Regions from separate parts of the Homo sapiens genome. Here region 1 is linked to region 2. The links are chromatin contacts, found by Hi-C in ENCODE. All regions are on one chromosome and are shown on one strand. Each heading gives the region's core, a stretch centred on a gene start or an enhancer-like site at or near the end of the contact. The rest is flanking DNA. Distances are from core to core; before and after follow the strand shown.

Region 1 (3,066 bases), core at 209-2,708, 440 kb after region 2:
TTAACCCTGGTGGAGACTTTCTTGAGGCTCTGAATACATCAAGTCTTTAAAGAACCCAGGGATAGGGACTTCCATAGAAGCTGGAAAAAGGACAATTGAGGCGGAAACAGGTATCAGGACCGTGCTGGACCACTTAAGGTGTGGTGCTACAGCCCTAAAAGATCCTGACCCTGGACACTGACTGTACCCCATCCAAGGGACAGCCATGCAGAGGGCTCCAGAGAACAAAGCTCTTTCAACTGGGAACTCATCTCAAGCAATAGGTCCAGAGGGGCAGCACAACAGGTTTGGGGTTTGAATCCAAAACCCAAGGCCCCTGGCACAGAACCCAAGAACTAAGCCTCACTCTGTTTCCTCGTTTACAAAACGGAGTGATAATATCCAGATCTCACGGGGCTAAATGAAGCGTTAAAGGGGCTAATACCTGTGAAAGCGCTCTGCAAATGTTATTACGATGCAGCATCAGCTCCTAGCTGGAGTCAAGTGAGATTAGAGCAGTTTTCTCCAGTTCTCCCAGCTCCTGCTCCAGTCGGTTTCGCGGTTACCAGCCAAGAATTTCTGGAAAGGGTGTGAACACTGTGGGCAGAAAGGAGACGGTAATGAGTAAATGGAACACCGAATCAAGGCAAGTGGCAACCTGATCACCAGTCCCTCCTTCTCAGACTGTTTCTTTCTAGGCATGGAGGACAGTGGGAGGGCAGACGCTGAGAAGCGCTGGGTAAGGATCTCATCAGTCCAGCTGGCTCCGCCCCCAGGTTCCCGGCGGGAACCGGGGACTCAAGGTCCGGGCGTCGTGCCGCAAACCCAGGGCTGGGATGCCGTTCCGGAAGCACCTGGCACGGGGAGAGTATGTCCTTCCCAGGAAGGTGGACGTGACCCCAGCCAAGGGCGCAGCTGCCCTGACACCTCCCGGGACCAGCCGCCCCCTCCCGGGGTCCTCAGCTGGGCGAAGAGTGGAGCAAGGACCCTCTCCCCCCAGGCCGCCCCCTGCCGGCCAGGTGGAAAGGTGGAGGGTGATCAAGAAAGACTTGTTTCAAGCAAGAGCCAAGAGCTGGGCTACCCCCTCGTGAGACACAAGAGGGTCAAAAGGAAAAGGCAAAAAGGAGGGAAACGGCGCTTTGGAAGGGGAGGTGGAGACGCCTACTTCTTCCTCACCGCTGCGGGGCAAACTGGCCTCCCAAGCCCCTTCCGCGTCTGAAGGGCTTCAGATATAGGTTCGGGTTGACACTCACCGGTCCCACGGCCCGAGCCGCCGTGCTTCAGGCCCCCGCCCGGCCAGACTGGAAAGGCGGGCGGGCCAGGTCAGGCGGCGGGAAGAACACGGGCAGGAGAGAAAAGAGGAGGGGCAAGAGCGTGCAGTGAGGAAAGGAACCTGGGAGCGCCGAACCGCACCCCGTCGGCTGCGGCACTGCTAAGTGGCCGGGGGTCGGCCGGCTCCTCCCTAGGGGCGGGGCGAGCACTCGCGGCGCGGGGCGCGCACGTGGCTTGGCCGGGACGCCTGGTCCGGCTTGCTGGCTTCAACTACGGTGAGATGTTTTGCGACCCTGGGGTAAAATGAGGGTAAAGCGGCAGCTTCCCACGTTCTGGGGGAGAAGCGCGGAAGCACGGTTTCCTGGGCCTTCGGGCGACACCAGGACTGGGGGTCTTTCAGTAGAGGTCGCCGCGGCGGAGTCTTGTGCGAGTGCGGCGGAGTGTTGTGCGAGGCCGGCGGACACCATTACCCTGATAGGGCCTCGCCGTGAGGTCTGAGGGGCCGTGTGAGGTGCATGGCGCGCCGTTTCCTCTCCAGGCGCTCCTCTCAGGGCTACGGCCCTAGAAGATCTGGCCTGCACCAGCCCAAAGGACATGACAGGAGTGGGTAGCCCACGGGACACTGGCACGAGCGCCATGATGGGCGGAGACGCGCGGAATCGGCCGGCCCGGAAGTGCCAGCTGCCTGCGTCGGCCGGAAGTGCCGCGCGGGAGGCGGAAGCGGCTGGTTCCCGCGTGGTTTGGCGGGTGCAGCGGCAGTCCGGCTGCCCTTCCCACGTAGACCGTCTGCTGGGGGCGCCGGCACCATTTGGAGTACGTGAGGTATACGGGTAGGGCGCGGCCAGGTCGGGCGTCTGTTAGGAAAAAGACTTTTTATTTTTATGTTTATTTTTTAAGAGACGGAGTCTCGCTCTGTCGCCCAGGTAGGAGTGCAGTGGCGCGATCTCGGCTCACTGCTGCCTTCCACCTCTGGGCTCAAGCGATCCTCCCGCCTCAGCCTGGCATTACAGGCGCGCACCACCACGCTCAGCTAATTTTTAATTTTTCTTTTTTTTTTTTTCACTCCTGGCCTTAAGCGATCCTCTCTCCTCCCAAAGCGCTAGGATTGCAGGCATGAACCACTTCTCTCGGCTAGGACTTTTATTTTTAATGGTCAACTGATTTGAGTTGGTTACTGTGAGATATTGTCACAGGTTCCAGACAGGCCATAATGCACGCATGCATTCACTTACTTATTCAGCTCATGGTACATTTAGAAACTCTAGGTTCATGTTTAACCAACAAATGTGTTCTTCCAGTATGCCGTTTTTCAGACAATGATGTGTGGCATTCAGAGGTGTTTTACAACCCTTAATAAAAGAGCAACTAACACTAGTATGTGCTATACATCCATTCTTAATGCACCCACCGTACCTACTTCCATCCTAACCTGAAAACATAGCTGTCTGTAAATGAGGAAAGGAGCAGCCTGGGGATCCAGAAATCACTGCAGGGGTCACGTTTTGTACCAAGGCAGTAGGTTTGGAGAGGCTCTGAACTGGAACCAAGGCCCCCAACTTCAAAATGTACTTGGCCCCTAGCGTTTGAATTTGCTTTAAGGTCATTAGTAAATCCTATTCAATTTGCATCAAAGAATCTTCATGATACGTACTGTGCTCCATAATAGAAATTCCCATCTGCCTATGATGCCATTCTCAGAGTTTATATCCCAAATTCGCTCTCTTTTCCTTTGCTTTTTCTTTTCCTTTTTTTTTTTTTTTTTTTGAGATGGAGTCTCACTCTGTGGCCCAGGCTGGAGTGCAATGGCTCACTCCA
Region 2 (3,023 bases), core at 410-2,909:
ACAAAAACTAAATAGTATAAATAAATTAAAATTTAAGTTAAGAAGAGTCCCACAGTGTGGCTGTTTGGCAACAACCAGTCCATAGAAGAGGTAGCTGTGGAGGTCACACGCATGTTCCCAAGGCTCAGGCTCCTGCTCCTCCCCACTGGGCCCACCGAGGTCGCTGGGCCTCGAAGCTTCTGGACCCCTCAGGCACTCAGCTCCAGGTCGCTGACATATTTCTGGACCCACTCCTCACTGGGGTCAGCACAGACCTGCCGGCTTCGCTTGGTTAGGAAGCTGTGGAGAAGGGAGGAAGAGTTAAGCACTGGGGAATCCAGCAGGGGAATCCTGGGCCCACCATGGCCCCACCATTCTGCTCTCTGTCCTGGGCAGCTCAGGGCTTGCTCCTCTTTCAGGGGCCCCCTGCCTATCTCTGTCTAGAGAGCTTCTCTCAGTGACTCAGTAGGGGTGGCCCTCAGAGTGTCCCGCTGCCTCCTTCTTCCTGTCCCTTTCCTCTGGGCTGGGGCAGCCCTTCCTGACTCTGTAACACATGCCTCACTCCAGCTCCAAGTCAGGTCACACCTCGGAGCCCTGCGTCCTGTATCCCCGATAGGCTCCTGAAGGCTGGGCCTTTCCAGGATAGCCTTCTGGCCTGTCTCTGCCCCAACCCTGACCCTCCCTACCTCCATAGAGGTGAGCAGGAAGACTGGCACTTACATGACACCGGGCTTGGAGCACTGGCTGCTCGTCTCAAAGTAGTCAGCTATGAAATTCTGTGGAATCTGCCGGGAGGTGTAGCTGAAGCAGCAGGCGGTCGGCGTGTCAGCAGCAACTGTGGAGAAAGGAAGAGAATGAGCCCGAGTCACAGCTCAGAAGAAAAGGCCAGGCAGCTTCTGATCCCCGAGCAGTTGAGGAAGGCAGGCTTGCTCAGACCAAGTGACTGGAAGGCATTTGGGCATTTTTGCTGAGAAATGTCTCTTTGTTTCTGTCTGTATCCTTCTTTCTCCTTGACTCTTCATAGTGGGTTCTCTGTTTCTCTGTGTGATCCAGATACCTGAACGGACTGTTCTCTTATCTCAGTTCTCTTCAGGGAATTTTGTCTGGTTCAAGAAGTCATACCCCAACCCAAGAGAAGCCTTGGACATCTCTCATAAGACATCCAAGGGACAGAGCTCCTGGGAGACCTAGAGTGAGCTGGAGAGTGAACAACATACCCCACTGGGAAGTAAGCAGCCCTGGATTCTGCCTCTTGCTAACTGATTCGTTTCGAACCCTGTTTTTCTATCTGTAAAAGGGACTGTAACTCCCCTGCCCCTGCCTAGATTCTCATACCTGGAGACTAGGGGGCTAAGACCCCTTCTAGAGATAAAAATAAAAGTCTTAAAGAGAAAGACCAAGATGTTTGGCAGCCCTTTAAGAAGTTCTCTTTTCTCTTGGGGGCTTTTAGGCCACAAGAAAAGATTGATGTGGTCTAACCATGGCCAGAGAGTGGTGATACCCACAACGAAACTCAGACTCACGTGATGCAGAGAACTGGTTGCAGAGAGCCATGGTGCAGAGGAGGACAGCAAGGGCAGCAGTGGAGACCTGCATGATTCTGAGCAGGTGACGGAATGTGGGCTCGAGTGTCAGCAGAGCCAAGAAAGGACTGACCACTGTCTGCTGCCCGTGTCCTTCTGAAGTCTGAAACCAGCTCTCCTCTTTATAGGCAGCCCTGGCGGATGGGGAAATGGAATCTGGGGGTGAGGAGGGAAATTTTTAAGCGTAGTGATGCTGTCATGCTAAGTTGCACAACTCAGGGTCCCTGGTGACCACAGGGGCTCAGGATATCCAAGAATAGCATCTTTGAGCTATTCTCTAACTCTCAGCTCTCAACTCATGACTTGTTATAGTTTCATAGGGAAATGGTTTCTCCTGTGAGTGTGAAGAGGGGTATATGTCAACCCAAGGCTATTCTTAGTCAGTCCCTTCTCATAAGAACTGGTCTGTGCATGAACTCTCCAGCCCCATTCCTTCCCACAGAGCTGCAATTCTGCTTCCTCAGCTGCTATAACCACAGGGATAGGGTTGATGGGCTGATGCTGTGGAGGGCTGCACAACCCTTCCTCCTCCCAGAGGCAAAGAACTGAATGAAAGCTGGAGGAATAGAAAGCATGAGGTCATGTTTCAGTCATTTGTCTATTTATTAGTCATGTAGTGACTAGGGCGCTGTGTTAAACGCTAGTTGTGGATCATAAAAATACTTTAGAGGTGGGTGTCAATATGTCAGGTGCCTAGAAATATCTGTAGCCATTAACCTAGAAAAAGCATTTCTAGGAAAGAGTTCTGTGGAAACAACCCAAATATGGAGCCATCTTCAAACATAAAGATACCTGACCCAGCATCGTTTATAACTCTAAAATAAACAAAGCTAAATTTTTCTCCATCAGGGAATGATAAATTATCCACTAGATCATTTATTATTAAGTCTCTAAAATGAATGAAGTGGCATAAATATGCTTATAACATCAGTGGTTAAAAAAAGCAAGATACGACATTATACAAATTCTACAAAGTCTGAAGAATTGTACAAATATATATATATATTTGTACTATATATACATGTATTTGTACATATACACATATATATTTGTACAAATATATATATATTCCTTGCCAACCCTAAGCATGGAAAAAAATACAAAGGCTTGGAAATACATGCCTTAAAGAATGAATAGTTCTTATATTTGTGTGATAGGTCCCTGGGTGATTTATTTTCTTATTTTTTTCTTTTTCTGAATTTTTCTCATTTTACTTAGTTAGACTTTATTACCTTCTTGGTCAGCCCACAAATTTATAAACTAATTTTTAAAAAAACATTTCCAACATCACTGGTTGAAAAATAGGTTGTTGTCAGTTGTTTAATCTGAAAGAAATTATTGATAAATATGCTGAAGTTTCTGTTCAATGGTTTTGGCCAAAATGAAGTCTTGATTTCCCATTTCTTTGAACCATTTTAAGGATCCTATACTATACTTACATAAATCATGCCAAATTGAAGC

Evidence for each region. Hi-C counts contacts between places; a loop is a spot of excess contacts on that map. Pooled maps may share reads with other maps.
Region 1: a pooled map shows a loop between it and region 2 (5-fold over the local background). The contact joins the promoter of PIGW here to the promoter of CCL3 in region 2. A Hi-C loop is called at or near these places in 5 of 37 single-sample maps with no recorded cell type and 4 of 50 pooled maps.

What each region holds. Positions count from the first base shown.
Region 1 is chr17:36,533,529-36,536,594 of GRCh38, forward strand. It overlaps PIGW (phosphatidylinositol glycan anchor biosynthesis class W), which reads left to right and starts at 1,459. Exons shown (of 2, transcript NM_001346754.2): 1 at 1,459-2,064. MYO19 (myosin XIX) reads right to left here and starts at 1,340. Exons shown (of 26, transcript NM_001163735.2): 1 at 1,233-1,340; 2 at 425-576. RefSeq lists an enhancer at 31-706.
Region 2 is chr17:36,088,484-36,091,506 of GRCh38, forward strand. CCL3 (C-C motif chemokine ligand 3) reads right to left here and starts at 1,660. Exons shown (of 3, transcript NM_002983.3): 1 at 1,503-1,660; 2 at 700-814; 3 at 1-279. The coding sequence starts at 1,575. The coding sequence ends at 189. It overlaps CCL3-AS1 (CCL3 antisense RNA 1), which reads left to right. Exons shown (of 3, transcript NR_186417.1): 3 at 1,063-1,379.